3 separate regions of the Homo sapiens genome follow, and regions 1 and 3 are each linked to region 2. A link is a loop called in an ENCODE intact Hi-C map of the cell type or tissue named here. Cell type or tissue: GM12878. All regions are shown on one strand. Each heading gives the region's core, and the rest is flanking DNA. Links, peaks and the distances in the headings are about the cores only.

Region 1 (3,583 bases), core at 438-2,937, 180 kb after region 2:
CTATAGAGGATTTAAGAAATAGAAAAATGGCATGAACCTGGGAGGCGGAGCTTGCAGTGAGCCAAGATCACACCACTGCACTCCAGCCTGAGTGACAGAGCGAGACTCCATCTCAAAAAAAAAAAAAAAAAGAAAGAAATAGAAAAATGAAATTAAAAAAAAAGATAAAAGACATTAAGAAATCCAGAAGCAGAAACACAACTTCTCCAGTATTTTCCAAGCCTGGCTATGGATCAAATTCACCCAAGCACCTTAAAAGAATATACAGATACAGAAAGGATTCTGCAGCAGAGAACCACGTTAAACATTACTTGGATGCCATCAGCAAAATGCAGACTCTGGAAAAAAAGAAAAAAGAGAGAGAGAGAGATGAAGGAAGATGAAGGGAGAACTTGTACATTAAAAGAGACTTAAGAAACGTAACAACCAATGGGATGTTTGAACTTAGTTGGTTCCCATTTCAAAAAACACAAGGTAAAAACAGACAAATGAAAAAAGAAAATTTGGGACATTTGAGAGACAGTTAAAATTTTGAACACTGGCTATATGATGATATTAAAGACTTTTTATTATTTCTGTTTAGATGTAATAATGGTATTGTGGTTATATTTTGAAAAGATTTCATATCTTGAAGAGAAATGTACTGAAATATTTTTGGCTAAAATGATGTGTCTAGGAATTGCTTCAATATGGAGGAGAGCGAGTGGAAATCCAGACGAAGCAGGAATGGCCATCAGTCGATGATTTTTACAGCTGGATGTTAGGTTCATGGAGGAAAGTGGGGTTCATTATACTTTTTGTTCTACTTCAGTATATGTTTGAAATTTTCTGTAATAAAAGTTTAATCTCCCCAGTTTTGTGAACTATTCTATTTATTTTATCCTCATCCTTTAACACACCTATGTACACGGAACTTCCTGTGTAAAATGTTTATTGAGTGTTTATTCCCCAGAGGAGAAGCAAAGAGGAAGTAAGAGTAGGATATTTTTGAACTATGTACAAATACAACCAGTTTCAGACCCTTTTATATGATCTATACTCATTCTAGACTGAGCCACATAGAAGAGCTGTTCCTGAAGTCAGATCAGCCTGGTTACCTCTAAAAGACCAAAAGACTAAACTAAAACAGCCTTTTTTTTCTTCTGTGGAAGCGTACATGTGTGTTTGCATGTGTACGTGTACCGAACAGCTGTCATGGACCTTTGTGCAGGCTGTGCACTGCACAAGTTTGTCACATCTAAGGGGGCATGCTTCACCTCATCAACACATTGCAGATCTATATATTTATTGTGACAACAGTCTTGTAAGTGGCAGCAAAATGTCTTCTTCTAACAAAATTGGTATTTTTGATAACTTTCCAAAAGATGGAAGCAAAAATATCTTAAAGTAGGGACTTCTTTTCTAATTATGTACTTATGGTATGGGCTAGCAGTGGACCTGAACTGACTGTCTTGCCTGAGTTTGAATCTCTTCCCCCAAACTCACTCACTGAGTTTGTTATTTAATAGCCTTGAGTTCAAGTTTCTTCATCTGTAAAATGGGATGATAATATTATGTACCCTGAGAGCACTGTTCAGAGCATTAAATGCATATAGACAGTATCTGGCCCATAGGAAGCCTTCAAAAAGTGTTAGAGATTAGCTATTACCATATCTGTTCACCCATATCAAATTTTATAGGTGTCGGTATGTTGCGTTATTCATAAACTCAACTAATAAATTTTGCAGTGGACTGAAAAAAGACTGTCTCCACTATTTCATGAATCCAAACTATTTTAAAAAGAGGATTTTCCCCTAACCATCAGTTCTGAAAAATGCAAGGAAGCTCAAGCTCCAGGTAAGCAGCCAGGGTTTCTAAGCCTCTCTGCGCACAGAAGCTGTGTGCATATGCTAATGAGGAACCTTTGAAGAAAAGTGCTGGGGTTTTTCCAACGCTCTAACTACTTGGCCAGTAAGCCTTTAATGATGGGAAAAGACCCAGTGGGAGTTGCCAGCCACAAAAGGGGTTTTACCTCACAGGCAGAATAGTCAAAATGCTTCAAGACGTTAAAAGCCTATTTTTAAAAGGAAAGAACACAGAGTATGTCTTTAACTTGATGTTAAAAATAAACTCAGCCGCCTCCTCTGCGTTTCCCACCCTCTCCCACTGTCCTTCCGTCCCCTGCACTGCCCTAAAGGAAAGAAAGAGTGCTTTTGTTTCATTTTTATTTTTCTCATGAGCTTTTCTTTCATTATTATTTGTTTACTCTTAGCCAAACTTGTTTTTCCGTTCACAAAACAAGTTGCATTTTTCTCTTAAAAATTCCTCGGGGATTCCCAGGAAGCAAGACGGATTATCAATTAGAACTAGCCCGTGTCAGGATGAGTAAAAGATTCGCGCGGAGATAAGCAAAGTGGAGCCCTTACGGCGTCCCTTGTGCCCAGAAAGTATCTGCAGGGGACGTTGTTCAAGCAAGGGGGCCTTTTATTTATTTTTTATTTTTTTATTTTATGTATGTATGTATTTATTTATTTTTGAGATGGAGTTTCACTTTTGTTGCCCAGACTGGAGTGCAATGGCGCGATCTCGGCTTACTGCAACCTCTGCCTCCCGGGTTCAAGTTCTTCTCCTGCCTCAGCCTCCCAAGTAGCTGGAATTACAGGCATGCACCACCACGCCCGGCTAGTTTTGTATTTTTAATAGAGACGGGGTTTCTCCATGTTGGTCAGGCTGGTCTCAAACTCCCGACCCCCACGATCCTCCTGCCTCAGCCTCCCAAAGTGCTGGGATTTGAATGCTTTTTCATATTGGGGTTTAAGTACAGACACTTCCTGAGGCATGACTAGACATAGCAACACTACTTTGCTGAGCTGCCTTCAATAAATTCCATTAAGCAGCCATAAAATTCCAATAGATCAGATGTGCCAGTTTTTGTTCATGAAAAAGCTAATCTGTGTAGCAGAAAAGCTGCCAGCTGGAGTGGAAAAGCTGGATTTCTTATTGTATATTGATGGCGGAGGGATTTCAAGACCCCAGTGGAAGCCAAAGTTGTTGAAAGACAAGGAGACCCAGGCCTGTGCATAGTACTATGATTTCACTGGAGGGAAATATAAGAGATGAAGGGGTGGCTGAAGGCTTGAGACCCTGTTTACTTAAAAATATTAAAAAAAAAAAAAAAAGAAAGCCCTTAGGCAATATAAGATAAAGGAAAAAACAGCAAAAATCATTTTAAGAAATAAAATTCTGCCAGTGTGGTGGTAAACACCTGTAATCCCAGCACTTTGGGAGGCCAAGGCGGAAGGATCACTTGAGCCCAGGAGTATGAGACCAGCCTGGGCAGCATGGTGAAACCCCGTCTCTACAAAGATACAAAAGCTAGCTGAATGTGGTGGCATGCACCTGTAGTACCAGATACTCTGAGGGAGTGGGGGAGGCTGAGGCGGGGGATGGCTTGAGCAGGGTAGAGAGAGACCTGGAAGGAAGGAAGGAAGGAAGGAAGGAAGGAAGGAAGGAAGGAGAGAAAGAGAGAAAGAAAGGAAGGAGGGAGGGAGAGAGGGGAGGAAGGAAGGAGAGAGAAAGAGAGGAAGGAAGGAAGGAGGGAGGG
Region 2 (3,583 bases), core at 402-2,901:
TTATTTTAGTTTGAAAAAAAATAGAGATGGGGTCTCACTAGGTTGTCCAGGCTGAGCTTGAACTTCTGAGCTCAAGTGATCCTCTTGCCTTGGTTTCCCAAAGTGCTAGGATTATAGGCATGAGTCATTGTACCTAGTATCTCTCTCTCTCTCTTTTTTTTTTTTTTAAATAAAATAGAGACAGAGGCTAGGTGCGGTGGCTCATGCCTGTAATCCCAGCACTTTGGGAGGCTGAGGCAGGCAGATGACGAGGTCAGAAGTTCAAGACCAGCCTGGACGACATGACAAAACCCTGTCTCTACTGAAAATACAAAAATTAGCTGGGCATGGTGGCACATGCCTGTAGTCCCAGCTACTCAGGAGGCTGAGGCAGGAGAACCGCTTGAACTCGGGAAGCAGAGGTTGCAGTGAGCCGAGATCACACCATTGCACTCTAGCCTGGGTGACAGAGCGAGACTCTATCTCAAAAAATAAATAAATAAATAATAGAGACAGAGTATGACTATGTTGCCTAGGCTGTTCTTTAACTCCTGGTCTTAAGCAATCCTCCTGCCTTGCCCCTGCTAAAATGTTGGGATCACAGGTGAAGCCACCATGTCCAGCCTTTTTTTTTTTTTTTTTTTTTTTTGCTTTCTCTCTCTCTCTCTCTTTCATAAATTAGAGATGGAGTCTCACTATATTGCCCAGGCTAGTCTCAAATTCCTGGCCTTAAGTGATCCTCCCACCTCGTAATCTACTTTTTGGGGACTAATGAGGTGTAGCCAAAATACAACATGTGGGAGGCAGTAAATGTAGAGATTAGGAGTAGATTTGGCAAGCCAGACTGCTGTGGTCACACCCCAGCACAGAATTTATGAATCCGGCTCCTCTCCATTCAAATCTCTGCCAAAAATCACCTCCTTCTGGAGGCCCACCATGACTATTCTATTTAATACAGCTTACCCCACTGCCCTATCACTCTCTACACCATTCTCATTTTATTATGCTCAGAGTATCTATTATTCTCCGAAGAAGCATTTCTTGAAATCTAGCTGGTAATCTTCTTTCCTTATTAGAATGTAAGCTCCATGAGAGCAGGGATCTCTCTGTATCAGAATCTGTATTGTGCTTGGTAGGTAGTTGACTCAATAAACATTTCTGAGTGAATGAATATATTATATGGAAATTGAAGAATACAAGCTTCTCCACATAAGCACGTGGCAGAAAAGACAAAAAGAGAGGTAGAGAAAAAGACTCTCTTTTTATTTAAGCTTCCCTCCCCTGTTGAAATCCACTACTCCAAAAAAGGGAGACACTGACCAAAACAGAAACAAAAGAAACTAATTCTTGGTTTTTATGCTTCCTGATAATTTAAGGGATTTTCATAGATAGGTTTGACAAATGCAATTTTTTTGCCTTAGGCACTGGCACTAGAAACTATTAATAAACAAGATTGGCCTACAGAGGGTGCTAGTTCTCTTCAAAAAAGTAAAAGAAGTGCATGCGCTTTTCCACTGGGTCTGGGAAAGAGTTTACAAAACAAGCAGAGACACAGCTTAGTAACAACTAATGAAACGTCTAAATTGCCACATTTTGCTTCATAAAAAAAAAAAAAGGAGGAATCTGTGAAAGTGCCAGAGGCATTCAAAGACGTCCCCTGAGGAAAAGAATTGGCATCATTTTTCAAATGCAAAGAGAAGCTAAGCTAAGAGAAGCATCCATTTAAAAAGTTTTTTTAGTTCTTATTTTTGATAGAGAAGGGGTATCACTATGTTGACTGGCCTGATTTTGAACTCGGAGGCTCAAAGGATCCTCTGCCCCTCAGAGTGCTTGGATTGCAGGTGTGAGCTACCAAGAGAGGCATCCAGAAGTTGAAAAGACTGAATCTGTTGTGAAACAGAAGACCCAGGTCGGGGGAAGTTGTTGCCAGCCCTGGAGGGAGGAGAGGTGACAGGCCTCTGCCACATTCCACCCCCACTTCATGCTGGGACATGGGGACCTGGAGACCTAGTGTGAGATGCCTGTAGACTCTGTAACTGGAGGAGTGTTCTGACAGCTGTGTTTCCTGAAACTGAGTCTTGGTTTCAGAGTTCAGCAAGGGATATGCATGGTGGTGGTAGCGTTGGGACAGAAGCGGGGCACTACTTGAGAGTTTTGAAATATGTAATTTGTCACAGCAAGGACAAGGGCAAGTGAGCCTGGCAGGAGGGAGGAGCCTCTTCAAAGTCTGGATCTGCAAAAAAAATCTTCAGAAGAGGAAATGAAACAAATAAGCGAGTTCTTAAAAAAGCTTTTGAGCTCTCTAAATGAGCAATAGTTGAGGCAGCTTTGATAGTCCAAAGCTAACCTCAAGGCTGGGATTCTTTTATTTATTTATTTATTTATTTATTTATTTATTTATTTATTTATTTATTATTTTGTAGAGATGGGAAGGGGAGGGGTCTCACTATGTTGCCCAGCCTGGTCTTAAACTCCAGGCCTCAAGCAGTCCTCCAGCCTTGGCCTCCCAAAGTGTTGGAATTACAGGCATGAGCCACTGTGCCAGGAAAAGGTTAAGAGTCCTTTTTTTTTTTTTTTTTTTAACTTCAAGGCTGAGATTCTTAATCCTAGTACTCTAGACGTCATATTCCAGTGATCAGATGCAGAATCCATAAGTGCTCTGACAGGTCTTATCATTATGTGTGGTGTTTTCACTTAGTGAGTGCCCTTGTTTTGTCAGTTCAAGGTGGCTTGCTTAGTTACTTTATTGTAATGTTCAATGGCTAAACTTTAAACAAAAATCAATAAAGGGCAAGGAATGAGTTTGCAAAAACTATCAGCCACTTCCCTCAATTTAATTGTAAAATCAATCAAATCTGTTTTTTGGCACAGTGCAAGGAAAACATCTATTTGTCCAATAAACTGTCTCATTGATTAAATGGTTCATTTGGAAGAGATAACAAAAGTCTAAGATTTTAATCTCAAGGAAAAATGTATCTTGCAAACATGTTTTCAAGATCCTGAGATCATATTATTTTCCTTTAAGGATTTGCTTCATCCCAGGTGTTCATCTAATCCTACTTTTGCTATTTTTAATCATTATTCATCTATGTAAAATGGAAAATCTATTTAGATGCTTAAAAGTCAACGTAAGCTCACAAACCTGAATTTCAGCAACTAAAAAGGGAGAAGTAATAATGATTCAGTTCTTACTGGGAGCTACTTTATACACTATTTTATTTGGACCTCATAACAACTATATGAGAGAGAACTGTGCACTCTCTGCCAGGGGTTAGGGTTAACATAAAGCCAAAACCCAGGCAGGTCACGAAAATGAGCAAAGCAGGCCAGTTATGAGTGCTGTCACCTTACAAGGAGGTGGAAACAATGTTTCCGGATCCTGTTTCTTAAGAGAAGCCAAAAGATTTACGTAAAGTCTCCTGATTTTTTTTCAATGGTGGTAATTGATTAAAATAAATATTTCCAATACTGTATGTACTGAATAAAGAAAATTTGGGGCTGACCCTGGCCCAGCAACTGCCACTTAGCAATGTCTGGTATTGAAGTGAAAATAAGGCTCAGGGCTGGGCACGGTGGCTCATGCCTGTAATCCTAGCACTTTAGG
Region 3 (3,583 bases), core at 438-2,937, 580 kb after region 2:
TAAGGTAGGGACCATGATCATCTCCAGAAGAGGCTAAATAAATTGCCAAAGATCACATATGTAGCAAGTGGTGGCAGAGTGAGGATTCATACCTGGACAGCTTAACTTTAAAGCCATGGTGCTAATGCATTCATTCATTCATCCATCCATTCATTCATCCATCCATTCATTCAATGATTATATTGGATGCCTACTACATGCTAAGAACTATGTTCAAGGTGCTGAACTACAGCTGTGAACAATGCAAGTACAAATACATGAAGCAGAGTTGGGGAGAAAGTAAGCTGGAGAAATAAGACATAAACTAGGTTAGATGGTGAACATGATTAAGGAAAAAACTAGAGCAGGGAGGAAAGAGAAATGTGCAGGGGGAAGGTCAATTCTGAGTGAGCCAACAGGCAAGGTCTCACTAAGAAAGCGGCATTAAATAAAGATTTGAGGAAGTGAGGGAGTAAACCTTGCAGCTATCTAAAAGGAGAGCATGAGAGGTAGAGGAGACAGCAAATACAAAGACCCTGAAGCAGGGGCAAGGCTAATGAGTTCTAGAATTAGCAAGGAGTCCAGTGTAACTTGAACAGAGTGATCAAAGAACAGAGCAGGAGGAAATGAGGTCAGAGAGGTAAACAGGCTGGAGTGCAGTGGCACCGTCTCGGCTCACTGCAACCTCCACCTCCCGGGTTCAAGCGATTCTCCTGCCTCAGTCTCCCTAGTAGCTGGGATTACAGGCATGCACCACCACACCCGGCTAATTTTTGTATTTTTAGTAAAGACGGTGTTTCACCATGTTGGCCAGGCTGGTCTTGAACTCCTGACCTCAAGTGATCCACCCGCCTCAACCTCCCAAAGTGCTGGGATTACAGGCGTGAGCCACCGCGCCCGGCCAGGATTCTTTTAATCAAGTATGATGCAGCCATCAGGGTTGGAGCATTCTAGGAAGAGGGAACAGCATGCACCAAGGCAACAGGAAAGCACATAAAAAAGGAGTTGCTGGAAGATTCATTTCAACCCACTATCAAGTAAATATTAAACTTACTGTATAAAAATGTTAGGGCCAGGAGGGGTGGCTCACGCCTGTAAACCCGGCACTTTGAGAGGCCGAGGCAGGAGGATCGGTTGAACCCAGGAGTTCGAGACCAGCCTGACCAACAGGGCGAAACCCCGTCTCTACTAAAAATACAAAAACTAGCCGGGCGTGGTGGTGGGCGCCTGTAATCCCAGCTTCTCGGGAGGCTGAGGCAGGAGAATTGCTTGAACCTGGGAGGCGGAGGTTGCAGTGAGCTGAGATCACGCCCTGCACTCCAGCCTGGGCGACAGAGGGAGACTTGGTCATGCTCCCTCCCCGCCCTCCGTCAGTTTTAGGAATAAATACCTTTTTATTTAAGCTAAAGTGTGGGTACACCCTTCCTCTAGGATTCTCCATCAAGGAATAAGAAGCCATATTAGGACAATTTAGAGGGCAGTTAACCCTAGTAGACATAGTGGTTCTTAAAAGGCTTGGGGCCTCAGACTGTACACAGGCTTCACATGGAATCTGATTTGTTCCTTTATCCCAGTCCCTCACCCAGAACCCGAATCTAGCCCTTCATGTTATAAAAAGGGCCAGAGGTCCAAAGAGGGTAAGTGCCTTGTGCAAAATTATTCAACTACTTTGTAGAGGATTTTAACTAGGGTTCAGTTAGCTCCGCCCACACTATAAAAGGCTCTTTCTAAAAAACGAAACATGATTAAGGGCACACGGCTCCAGCGTTAACAAAGCTCTTTGTTAGCTGGGAAATGCCCCCCTCCCCGACTCATCTGCTTATCATCTGCATAGAATTATGTACTCAAAAGCAGGAAAATTATTGAGAAAACCATTGGTCCCCGGCTGCAGACCCCAAGGTTGGGAGCTGGTTCCCGTTTCCTCCCAGAGCCGGCAGGGGGGGCACCAGGCAAAGTTTGCAAGACGCGCCTCCCTCCCACCCCTCCCCCTTCCTCGCCCAACTTCCCATAGCCGCGGCCTCAACTAAAAGTGGCCATTGACCTTTCAAGCTTTCGAGCAGTGATGCAATAGAATAGTATTTCAAAGAAAAATGCTTATCGAAATTTTGGATCCGGTTTTCCCGTGATTGTTAAGGGTTTCTTTTAAAAAGTAGGTCACATTTCAAGTAGGTCATATTTCGGGGGCGGGTGCGCAGACAAGGAGATGAGTTTCCACTAAGGCCAGGGGGCCTCCAACGGGGTTGGAGGTGAGAATCCCAGGTAGGGTAGAGGTGCCGAGATCCTTCCGAATCCCAGCCCTGGGGCGTCAGCCCTGCAGGGAATGGCAGAGACACTCTCCGGACTGAGGGAACCGAGGCCAGTCACCAAGCCCCTTCCGGGCGCGCAGGTAAGGGCGCCCCCTTAGCAGCCGGCGCAGGTGACCCGGGCGGGCCGCCGGGTCTACCGGAGACGTTGGAGCAGAGGGGAGGAGGAAGGGAGGAGCCGGGTGGGTGCGGGTGACAAGGAGCCGGAGCGCCAGGGGGAGGGGACTAAGGACGGCCGGCGCCGCTTAAGGAGGCGCTGCTCTCCCGCTCGCTGCCTTCCAGGACCTGATCAAGGGGACCGCCTCCGGTCCCCGGCCGTGGGCACCGGGACGAGCACGGCGTCCCCACGCCATCGATGTGTCTTAGAGCCGGAGAGTCTGGTTTCCGAGGACCCACAGTCGCTCCTGCACGCCCACCCCCCGCAAAAGTGCGGCCAGGAGGGTCGCATCGAGGGGGCGCCGCCGGGATGTTTAGAGGAACCCACCCCCGTGGCAGGCCAAGGGCCAAGGATCGCTATCCTTCCCTGAACCCGGGCGCTCAGCTGGCCCGGGTAGGGGGCAGGCTCCGGCCGCCGAAACGGGGTTGGCTGTAGCCGGTGGCCGGGGAGATCTCTAGCTTGCGCCCGAGCACCCCGGGGTGTGGGGCCAGAGGCAGGCCGACCCCGGCGTGCACACCGCCCGCCCTGCACCCGAGCGCTCTCACCCGGTCTTCCCTGAAGCCTGTGTATTGCGACCGAGCCTCTTTAAAGCAGTAGCGGGGCCCGCGGTCACGTGAGGCCGATTCCTGGAAAGTTCCTGGAAAGCCGCCTCCGCAGCAGCCGGGCGGGGCGCGAGCGGAGCGCTGACTGGGGAGGGAGGCGGGGAGCAAGGGAGGCGCGTCGGTCTGGGAAGTCGCGCGCACTCGCTGCTCCTGGGACCGACGTTTAACTCTTGCCAAGTCTCGTCGCAGCCGCCGCGGCTGGCGGGCCTTGGGCTTCCCCTGAAGCATGAGCCCTCTCGCCCGCAGCCACCCTCACCGCGTGGCCCGCGGACAGTGCGCGCCGGGGTCCCGGGTGCACAGCCTCAGGATACCCCGTGCCCGCAGCTCGGGCGCCCGCGGCAGGTACCGGTAGTGGGGGAAGCCCGAAGGCTCCGCCCCGAGGAGAGTTACCGGGGAGGGCGGCGAGGCGCGGCCGCGTGCGCCGGGGAGCGGCGGACGGCCTGGGCTTCCGCAGCTCGGAGCGCCGGGGAAGAGAGAGTCCGAACCGCGGCTCTGCCCCGCGGCCTAGCGTTGCTGCCTGCTTTCTCCAGCCCCTTCTCGGC

Evidence for each region. A loop is a pair of places that touch in the nucleus more often than their neighbours do. Peaks named below come from ENCODE experiments on the same cell type or tissue, not always from the same donor. Only the 100,000 strongest peaks of a DNase experiment are listed, where the experiment ranks them.
Region 1: a loop joins it to region 2, with 6 times the contacts of the local background. A loop is called at or near these places in 3 of 110 quality-filtered maps.
Region 3: a loop joins it to region 2, with 6 times the contacts of the local background. A loop is called at or near these places in 7 of 110 quality-filtered maps.

What each region holds. Positions count from the first base shown.
Region 1 is chr12:93,166,028-93,169,610 of GRCh38, forward strand. All of the region lies in intron 3 of LOC643339 (a long non-coding RNA gene), which reads right to left. Among named protein-coding and RNA genes, the nearest start is that of LINC02412, 6.5 kb to the right of the region's middle. RefSeq lists an enhancer at 1,664-2,213. In GM12878, for the core only: no CTCF peak of the experiment used is centred there; DNase peaks (open chromatin) are centred at 1,074 and 1,974; H3K4me3 peaks cover 1,787 bases; H3K27ac peaks cover 2,500 bases.
Region 2 is chr12:92,986,036-92,989,618 of GRCh38, forward strand. No RefSeq gene overlaps it. Among named protein-coding and RNA genes, the nearest start is that of LINC02413, 2.9 kb to the right of the region's middle. RefSeq lists an enhancer at 2,205-2,254. In GM12878, for the core only: a CTCF peak has its summit at 1,460 (motif pointing right); DNase peaks (open chromatin) are centred at 1,496 and 2,096; H3K4me3 peaks cover 892 bases; H3K27ac peaks cover 1,996 bases.
Region 3 is chr12:93,567,834-93,571,416 of GRCh38, forward strand. It overlaps SOCS2-AS1 (SOCS2 antisense RNA 1), which reads right to left and starts at 3,565. Exons shown (of 4, transcript NR_038263.1): 1 at 3,432-3,565. It also overlaps a transcript of SOCS2 not described here. RefSeq lists silencers at 2,609-2,658, 2,719-2,908, 3,279-3,558. In GM12878, for the core only: CTCF peaks have their summits at 1,916 and 2,525; no DNase peak of the experiment used is centred there; H3K4me3 peaks cover 1,361 bases.